Regions from separate parts of the Homo sapiens genome. Here region 1 is linked to region 2. A link is an interaction called in ENCODE POLR2A ChIA-PET data of the cell type or tissue named here. Cell type or tissue: Panc1. All regions are shown on one strand.

What was found. ChIA-PET counts read pairs that join two places held together with the same protein. Peaks named below come from ENCODE experiments on the same cell type or tissue, not always from the same donor. Only the 100,000 strongest peaks of a DNase experiment are listed, where the experiment ranks them.
Region 1: POLR2A ChIA-PET joins it to region 2 with 11 read pairs; 7 of 35 experiments call an interaction of 5 or more read pairs at or near these places.

What each region holds. Positions count from the first base shown.
Region 1 is chr9:129,324,108-129,329,107 of GRCh38, reverse strand. No RefSeq gene overlaps it. Among named protein-coding and RNA genes, the nearest start is that of LINC02913, 5.6 kb to the right of the region's middle. RefSeq lists an enhancer at 4,031-4,532. In Panc1, no CTCF peak of the experiment used is centred here; no DNase peak of the experiment used is centred here; H3K27ac peaks cover 1,130 bases.
Region 2 is chr9:129,202,618-129,207,617 of GRCh38, reverse strand. All of the region lies in intron 1 of LOC105376289 (a long non-coding RNA gene), which reads right to left. Among named protein-coding and RNA genes, the nearest start is that of IER5L, 27 kb to the right of the region's middle. RefSeq lists a silencer at 4,371-4,780 and an enhancer at 4,534-4,828. In Panc1, no CTCF peak of the experiment used is centred here; no DNase peak of the experiment used is centred here; H3K4me3 peaks cover 884 bases; H3K27ac peaks cover 1,108 bases.

The sequences.
Region 1 (5,000 bases), 120 kb before region 2:
CCTTGAGCCCCCACCCCTTCGTGGTTGCTGCATCCGGAACACCAAGGCTGGGTATTTCTCAGTGGGAATGAAACCATGGTCTTAAAACACAAGCCACTGGAAAATAGCATTTGATATAGAAAAATTCATTTTACAGCAACTTTTTAAGAGTGGATCCGCCCCCTTCAGCAACGGAAGGCCGTGCTCAGAAAACCACATTCTTTCAGGTCCCTGGGGCTGCGTGGGGGTGGGAATAGAAATCTGTCTACACGCTGCAAGGCAGAGGTCTTTTCTTCTGTTAAAAACATAATTTTACCCTCATGTTGCTTCGTGTTTCCTGGCACATGCATTCTGGGGCTCTCGGGCCTTTCTGGAGGCATCTCTGCAGACATCAAGTGGCCTGCCCACTTCCCTCCAGCCAGAGGCTCAGGCGTGGGCACTGAGGGTGAAAAGAATTCGTAACACCCTTACTACAAAGAATGTGGTCCCAGCTGGCACAGCCTCCATCTCACCTGGGAGCCCCTGGCCAGGCCTGCTCCCTCAGAACCTGCATCTGAACGAAACCCCACAGCGAGTCAAGGCACATTAAGGTTGGGGAACGCTTGGATGCACCCTGGTTGCAGGGTGCCCTCTGCCTGCCTCCTAAGGGGCGGCCACACCTGCCTTCCTCCCTCCCCTTCCAGGGCCCCTGTCCCATCACAGACCACTCCTCAGAGGGACTCCAGAGGAATTTCCCAAGACCCATTTCCATGTTTATTCTATACCACAGCATCCCTCTCTCATCACAGAAATCCAGCAAGATGATCATTGCATCACATGGTGGGAAGTCAGGAGACCTGAAAGAGAGGTGACAGCGACATGAAAGACACTTGGCCCTTACAGAGCACTCCCAACCCAGGAGGGAGACCCTGGGACCCAAGGTCTCAGAGAGGGGAAGTCATCTCCCCAAGGACAGCCTACTAAATGGCAGAGTCAGGGTGATCCCACAGCCACTGAGTTGTCCCTGGATACCCTGCTGTCCAGGGGAAGTGGGAGTGGCCACGGGGATGGTCAGAACTGCACCTCCATCCAACTGGCTTAGCCCAGCAGTTCCCAATTGGTTCCGTGGAGCAAGCCTTCAAAGGCTCTCTGGTGTGGGGACTGGCTCCATGCTATTCACAGCCTCTCCCAGTCCCTGACGGTCACTGCACCTTTACTGCAGGCCAGGCCGCCCCAGGCTTCCTCCACCACATTTCTTTGCTTTGGGTGGGATGGTGTCAGCCCACTGTGCCTGTTCAGTCTGCTGGGAGCTGATGGGAGTTAACAGGCATCATCTCTGCCCTTCAGTAACCCAAAATGAGAACGCTTATGTTACTTAACAAATGCAGTTTGCTCGTTGGGCAAACATGGGCCTTGGGGCAAATAACAGAAGAAGGGACTTTCCCAGTGGGAACAGAGAGAGGAATTAGTTGAGAAATTTGAGGTGCAGAAGGGAAGGCATTTGTCGGGATTATTTTTCAGCGGTGGCACCTGCTCTCTTATCCTTTTTTTTTTTTTTTTTTTTTTGAGATAGAGTCTTGTTCTTGTCCCCCATGCTGGAGTGCAATGGCACGATCTCTGCTCACTGCAACCTCCACCTCCCAGGTTCAGGTGATTCTCCTGCCTCAGCCTCCTGAGTAGCTGGGATTACAGGTGCCTGCCACCACACCCGGCTAATTTTTGTATTTTTAGTAGAGACAGGGTTTCGCCATGTTGTCCGGGCTGGCCTCGAACTCCTGAACCCAAATGTTTCTCCCACCTTGGCCTCCAAAAGTGCTGGGATTACAGGCGTGAGCCATCGCACCTGGCTTTTTTTTTTTTTTTTTTTTTTTTTTGAGACGGAGTCTTACCCTGTTGCCCAGGCTGGAGTATAATGGCGCGATCTCAGTTCACTGCAACCTCCACCTCCTGGATTCAAACGATTCTCCTGCCTCAGCCTCCCAAGTAGCTGGGATTACAGGCATGTGCTACCACGCCTGGCTAATTTTTTTTTATCTTTAGTAGAGACAGGGTTTCACCATGTTGGCCAGGCTGGTCTCGAACTCCTGACCTCATGATCCGCCCATCTCAGCCTCCGAAAGTGCTGGGATTACAGGCGTGAGCCACCATGCCTGGCCCATCTTTTCTTTAAAATAAAGTCTTTGTTTCCCCACTCCCACCCAGCCCTGCTGGCGATGGGGGTGGCCACAGGCTGCCCTGTGAGGCCCAGGATGGGAAGGGGCACCTCGTGCACTCATCCTGGGTTTTCGCTAGATGCTCCTCGTCCCCCGTTCTCTTGCAAGCTGTCCTCGAGGACATGTGGGCTCTTGTTTGCAGGTTTCAGGGGAGCCTGGCAGAATCCAGCCGCAGACACATTTGAATTTCTTGTAGAAACCTGCACCAAGCGTGGGGGTGCGGCCAGCCCAGAAGCATTCCAGGGAGTGGGGTCTCTGTGGGGCTTCCACCCCAGCTGCTTCCCTGGCTCCTCCCAGGCAGACCTCTTCCCTCCCCTACCCCTCTCACTTCCACCCCACAACCCACAGGAGATTGGAGGCCTTGGAGATACTGGTCAGGAGAGTGCAAAGGTTAAAGGTGAGAGCTGGAAGGTCAGATGGATACAGCAGGTGCTGCTATCAACTGGCAACTTCAGCTCGTAGCCTCTGCCCCAGACACATTTTCTCCATCTGCCAGCAGCCTGGAGGAGGTGGGGTCCCCAGAGCCCATGACGGCCGGAATGCGTCTTCTCCATTCTGGACTGGAAGCCACCTCTGGGCACAGCACAGGATTGCAGGGGAGGGACACAAGGGCTTCTTTTTTTTTTTTTTTTTTTTTTTTGAGACAGGATCTCACTGTGTTGTCCAGGCTGGAGTACAGTGGCACAATCAAGACTCACTGCAGCCTCAACCTCCCAGGCTCAAGTGATCTTCCTACCTCAGCCTCCAAGTAGCTGGGACTACAGGTGCACACCAGCATGTTCCACTAATCATCTTACTCTTTGTAGACACTGGGTCTCACCCTGTTGCCCAAGCTGGTCTCAAACTCCTGGGCTCAAGTAATCCTCCTGCCTCAGCCTCCCTAAGTGTTGGGATTACAGATATAAGCCTGGCCCACAAGGGGTACTTAGAAATGGTTTTTACGTGTCTAGTAGCTGGACACCCAGGTTCAGAGGTCTCCAGGACCATGGGCCAGGACATTCTTGGGAAGGGAAAGCCAACTAGGTCTCAAATACGGCTTAAAAAGGAGTCCACTTAGATGTAAAAGATGCACCATCCATTCACAATGAACGACCTGAACTCTGATGCGGACACACCGCCAGGAGACTTTTGAGACGGAGTCTCGCTCTAGTGCCCAGGCTGGAGTGCAGCGGCGTGATCTCAGCTCAAAGCAATCTCTGCCTCCTAGGTTCAAGCGATTCTCCTGCCTCAGCCTCCCGAGTAGCTGGGATTACAGGCATCCGCCACCACACCCGGCTAATTTTTTGTATTTTTAGTAGAGACGGGGTTTTCCCATGTTGGCCAGGCTGGTCTTGAACTCCCGCCCTCAGGTGATCCACCCACCTCAGCCTCTCAAAGTGCTGGAATCACAGGCGTGAGCCACTGCACCTGGCCAAGAAGACTATTTTTAAGCAAGGTCTGTGGGGGTCTTTTCAGTGATTTTGTATGGGATGGATCAGTTCTGCAGCCCTGGGTGGCCCCTCTTAGGCCCATGTGTTCACAGTCTGTGGATGTATCCCCCTCTCCTGGGAGATGTAAGCGACTCCAGGGCAGGGACCATGTGTGGTTCACGCTTGTTCCCAGAAAGCTCCCCCAGTGCCCAGCTGCCAGAACTCAAAGTCTGTCTGGGGTCGGGGATGTGTCTCCCCCACCAAGCTGAGCCTTGCTGAAGACCAGGACTCCATCCTGCCCACTGGAGCACCTGGGGCTCAGGCCCACAGCTGGGCTACTGACTTTTCTCACTGTGGGACCTTCAGCCGGGCCTCTTAGCTCCCTGTGCATCTTCCTTATCTGGGAAGTGGCAGTTTCATCTAGTTGCACCTCATGGGGTGGAGGTGAGGATGACCTGGGCTGTGAAGAGGCTGGCATGTCACAGTGCACAGACCTGCCCACAAGTGGGGCCTTGCTGTCTGGCACTCCCCATGCAACGCTGGACACAAGGAAGGTGCTGGTACTGCCTGGAGTTCAGGCAGATGTTTTTCCAAAATAACATTTCTTTCTTTCTTTTCTTTTCTTACAGAGTTTTGCTCTTGTTGCCCAGGCTGGAGGGCAATGGTGCGATCTCAGCTCACCACAACCTCCACCTCCCGGGTTCCAGCCATTCTCCTGCCTCAGCCTCCCCAGCAGCTGGGATTACAGGCATGCACCACCATGCCCGGCTAATTTTGTATTTTTAGTAGAGACGAGGTTTCTCCATGTTGGTCAGGCTGGTCTCAAACTCCCAACCTCAGGTGACCCACCCGCCTCAGCCTCCCAAAGTGTCGGGATTACAAGTGTGAGCTACCATGCCCGGCAACAACATGTCTTAAGTACAGGGATAACAATGGTGTGTTATTGGTGGGAGATGTGAGGGTTTGCTTTTGTTTTTTGTTTTTAAGGGAAAGCTTGACATTTCTCTGCTTTATCCCATTCCCCAGCAGACTAACACCAACCAAGCTCCTGCTGCCGGGACAAGCACTGTACTGAGCCACATATTAATGAACAGGAATTCAGGACATTTGGAAACCAAATTCCAAAGGCTCCAGGGTAAGGAGAGAGAGATGACCTCCTGGGACCCCGCCCTCCTGCCTGAGCCCAGAACCCTAGAAGCCAGTCCCAGCTGCGGACACGTGCCCACGCCAGCCCCCCACACACGGTGCTCTCTGAGTCCAGGCATGCTCATGGTCTTTTGAGGAGAGAGATTGATTGCGTTAGGGACCTTGCACCTACAAAATCCATCAGCCTGTACATGGACGGACATTCGCTCAGGACAAACAAAACCCAGCAAACTCTAATATCCACGTGCAGGGCCTCTCCGGCAGTGAGTGACGG
Region 2 (5,000 bases):
TCCACAAAGCCTGCCTGGATTCCCCTTCCCCACAACACAAAGACTCTCACAGCCACAGCCACCAGGGCTCACCTCTGCAGCAGCTCCTAGTGTCCCATGCTCTAAAAGGCTCGTCACTTTGTCACCTGTCCCTTCAAACGGAGGGCTGGGGCCAGGCCCCAGAACAGGGGCTGGTACGGAGCAGGTGTTCAGTAAATATGGGATGGATAGGTAGACAGAAGGACAGACATATGGGTGAAATAAGCTTTCTGCATTCATCAGAACTAGTCGCAAGGACAGAAAGCCAACTCAAATTGTCCTAAGCCAAAAGGGATAGACCGTGTCAGGCAAGGCTGGATCCGGGTTGATATAGTGTGGATCTGTGTCCCCACCCAAATTTCCCGTTGAATTGTCAACCCCAATGATGGCGGTGGGGCCTGGTGGGAGGTGGCTGGATCGTGGGGATGGGTTTCTCATGAGTGGTTTAGCACCGTCCTCTTAGTGCTGTTCTTGTGATACTGAGTGAGTTCTCATGAGATGTGGTTGTTTAGAAGTGTGTGGCACCTCCCCTCTCTCTCTCTCTCTTGCTCCTTTTCTGGCCATGTGACATGGCTGCTTCCCCTTCACCTTCCGCCATGATTGTAAGTTTCTCCAGAAGCCAAGCAGATGCCAGCACTATGCTTTCTGTACAGCCTACAGAACTGTGCACCAATTAAACCTCTTTTCTTCATGAGTTACCCAGTCTCAGGTATTTCTTTACAGCAATGTGAGAACGGACTAATACACAGGTGTTCAAACAATGTCTCCCTCCCGCCATCCCCTGTCAATTTCTCAGCTCTGCTGTCTAGTGTTGGCTTCATCTTGCGCAGGCTGCCCACACAGTTGACCCTGGCAATTCCAACCTTGTATCCTACCAGCCTAGGCTCCCTGGCAAAAAGAGAGCTTCCCTTCCCCTTTCTTTGCTCCCAGGTCCCAGGCCTGCATCTCACTGGCCTGCCTTGGGTCACATGACTGCATGCTCACCATGTGCTGATTGGCCAGCCTGGGATGACAGGTGTGCTCCTGAAGGACAGGGGACCACTTCAAAAAGGGACCTGAGGGTGACTGAGAGGGTGGGGTGCTGGGCAGGTAAACACAGCCACACCCATGTCCCAATTTCACCCCCATGGCGGATCTGCAGGCCAGGTCTGGAGGACAGAAACCCTCTGCTTTGGCCAGAGGGTAAAGAGTAGACAGAGGGCCCTGCTCAGAGGACTCGGCCCAAAGAGGAAACAGACAAGCTAATGCATCACAAGGAGCTGCACTGCGCAACAGTCAAATGGCCAGGCAGAAGGAGAAAGCCGGTCCCCCAGCCCAGGGGGCCTGGAGGGCTCTCTAGAGCAGGGTTGGGGGTCCTGTCGTGCCCATCCTTGCCGTGCATCCCCAACCCTCCTCCCACAGGGGTAACCACCCGGCCCACCCCACCCCATAGACATTCCAAGCCACACCCCTAGGCCCTGGGTGAGTCTCCAGCTCTGATGAGGCCCTGATTCTGGGGCGCAGGTTTCCCTGCGTGTAGGGAGAAGGGCACCTCGCCCATACTGTGTATTGAGAGGCATTTCCACAGCAATCAAAAAACTCAAAAGCAGACCAGGCGCAGTGGCTCACACCTATAATCCCAGGACTTTGGGAGGCCGAGGTGGGTGGATCACTTGAGGTCAGGAGTTCGAGACCAGCCTGGCCAACATGGTGAAATCACATGTCTACAAAAAATACAAAAATTAGCCAGGTGTGGTGGCGCACGCCTGTAGTCCCGGCCACTCGGGAGGCTGAGGCCGGAGAATCTTTTGAAACCAGGAGGCAGAGGTTACAGTGAGCCATGATCGTGCCACTGTACTCTAGCCTGGGTGACAGATCAAGATTCTGTCTCAAAAAATAAAAATAAAACAAACAAAAAACTCAAAAGCAGCCACCTCCTCCTCCTTCCCTCCCAATAACAATAAAAGTAATAATAACAGCTACCCAGTACTGAACAGCATGCTCTCTATCTGCACCCCTTGAGGAGGCTGGTATTATCACCATTCTGCAGACAAGGACCCAAGGATTAGAAAGGGGACATCACAGATGTCCTGCAGTCAGAGTGGAGCTGGGACCGGACCCCGATCTGGCAGACTCCAGAGCTGTGAGCTCGAGGCTCCATTGCTGCCCGCCACTCTGGAGCAGTGGTCTCCACTCAGTGCCCACCACCACTACCTCAAGAGCTGCTTAAAAATCCATATTCCTGGCTGAGCATGGTGGCTCATGCCTGTGATCCCAGCACTTTGGGAGGCCTAAGTGGGCAAATCACTTGAGGTCAGGAGTTTGAGACCAGGCCAGCCAACATGGCAAAACCCCATCTCTACTAAAAATACAAAAAAAGTAGCCAGGTATGGTGGCATGCACCTGTAGTCCCAGCTACTCTGGAGGCTGAGGTAGGAGAATCGCTTGACCCTGGGAGGCAGACTGGCAGTGAAAGATCACGCCACTGCACTCCAGCCTGAGCGACAGAGAGAGACTTCGTCTCAAAAAAAAAAAAAAAAAGAATCCAAACTCCTGGGCCCCACCTTGGATTCCACGTATCAGGATGTCAGAGCAAGAGGGCCCAGGAATCTGCATTTAGCCAGCGTTCCAGAGATTCCAACACAGCCAGCAGACATCTGGAGAAACCACTTGGCTTCCAGAATATCGACCCTGAAATTCAATCAAAGAGGTGAAGAGAGGTGAAGACTGTGCCTGGTCCTCAGGAGCCAGGGCTGCCAGTGGAGAAGGGGCTCCTGAAGAACAAACGCCCCCCTCACCCCTCCCCGCACCCCCATGGCCCCACATACCCTAAGTTTTTAATCTGTACATATTCAGTGTCCTCTCCCTGTTCAAGCACGTGTGCAGTTCCCATCAGGATGGGAGGCGGGGGTCTCGGGCCAACACTTTCTGTGTGTTCCCATCTTTTTGTGAAGAAGAGGCCCCCAAGCATCATGAGAGATTTTTTTTCCTGCCATCTGAGTTGCATTTGTGAAGGGCTAATTGATTTGCTTCCCCATTTTTTATTAATCAAAGACAAACCCCAGCAGAGCCAGGCCTCTGATCTGGGGGATGAGGCCACACTGGGTGCCATCCTCACCCAGGGCACAGACACCCGACGTTTTCAGTGGGGTAAGGAGCTTCATTTCTGCTGGACCACTCGTGTCCAGAACACTCTGGAGAAGTCCAGGGGCCCGAGGGGCAGGGTAGGAAGCCTGGGATCCAGGCAGGGAAGTCATGCCCTGAGTCAAGCAGGCTGAGAAGGATCTGCCAGGGTGACCGTGGAAGCAAAAGTCAGGTGCTGCTGACAGTGAGGCCTGGGCTCCCTGCCTCTCCCTTCAGACATGACCAGGGCCACGGAGCACATCCCCCAGGATCTCACGGCCATCACCGCTAGCGCAGCCAACCCAGTTAAGGTTCACTTTTCAATAGCAGAGCCCCAGGCAACTTGCTGGGCCCGCAGACCCCAACATCTGGCACAAATCCTTCCTGCTCCTGCCACATCTGGAATGGGGGAGGGTGTGAAAATGACCCTCCCCTATTTTTCATGGCGGGCTCCTGACAGCTAGAGGCCGGGGAGGAAAAGATTTTTCTTGGACCTCACAGAAGCTCACTCAGCAAAAATCTGTGAGGGTCTCAGTTTCCCCCTCCAAGCAGCAGGGATGTTGCTCCTCCCCATATATCCCATACTCCCTCCTCAAACCCCTTGCTTCTGGGATTTGAGGGGGCATTGTGCCCCCTGAGGATGGCATTGTGCCAGCTCTTGCTGCAGCCCTGCCCTGGGAAGTCTCCTTCCCCTTCCCCTAAGGACACGCCGGGGCCTGAGAAGCAGGACCCCCAGGCTGGTTCCAGGCTCTGCCACTGAACCCTGGTCACGTTCCGCCTGGCCACTCTGCCCGAGAACCCGGCACGCATACTGGATTTGGGGATCAGAAACACTCTTCGCCAGGTGCTTCCCACGGGCCCTACTCACCTCTCCACCCCTCCCAGCGGCCCCTCCCCAGCCGTTCTCTGCCTGCCAGCCTCCCAGGCCTTCTTTTGCTTCCCCTAAAGCCTCGAAGCCCTCCTTCATGCTGTTCCCTCTGACTGGAACACCCTTCCCTGCTCCTGCCCTGGCCAACCCAGGCCTAGTCTGAATGTCACCGGCCCCTGGAAGCCTTGCCCATACCCCAGGTCCGTCAGGCCCCTGTGCCACCCTCCTCCTCTCCGGTGGGGTCATCTGGTGTGTCACTCAAGACTGAATGTCGGTGATCCCCTCCCCCGCCCACCCCGACTTTAAGCGCTGTCCCCAAAGGGCCAGACACACACTCGACAATCAAGGTGTGGCTAACGGAGACCGAAAAGGTTCCAGCGAGATCAAGCGTTTTAAAGCGCCCGGGGTGATGTTTGAGAGAGGAGGGTGGGGGAGTCAAGGGTGGGGCAGGATCCCAGCCCCGCCCCTTAAAGGGTCCCGGGAGTACGCGACAGAACTGTCCTGGGGTCCCCGGCGCAGTAGGATTAATTCAAAAGGCCTGCGGAGGGTGGAGGTCCCCCAGGGGAGGGGTCCTAGGGCCCCGTGAGCCGCGCGGGCGCCGGGCTGCTCCGCGAACGTCCGCGCCAGCGGCTGCCCGGGGGACAGGGCCTGAACTACAACTCCCATGATGCTGTGCGGCATGGCGGGCCCGGGCGGGGCGGGCGCTGGTGGCTCCGCCCCTCGCGGCCTTCTGGGGACTGTAGTTCTACCCGGAGGGGCGCGGCCTGGGTTTTGGGGCGTCTGGGCATTCTTATCGTCTCGGGGAAAGGGGAGCCTCTGCGGCCCGCGAGGAGGAAGGGACTGAGGGCGCTGACTGCCTGCAGGGCGGTCGGTGGCTCCCTTCTCTCCAGCAGCAGCCTCTCCCAGCATCATTTCCCAACAATACCAGCTGCTACAGTATTTAGTGAGCACCTACTATGCGCTAGGCCCTGTGCTGATCTCTTAAAGGACAAAGACAGAGACAGGCATGGTT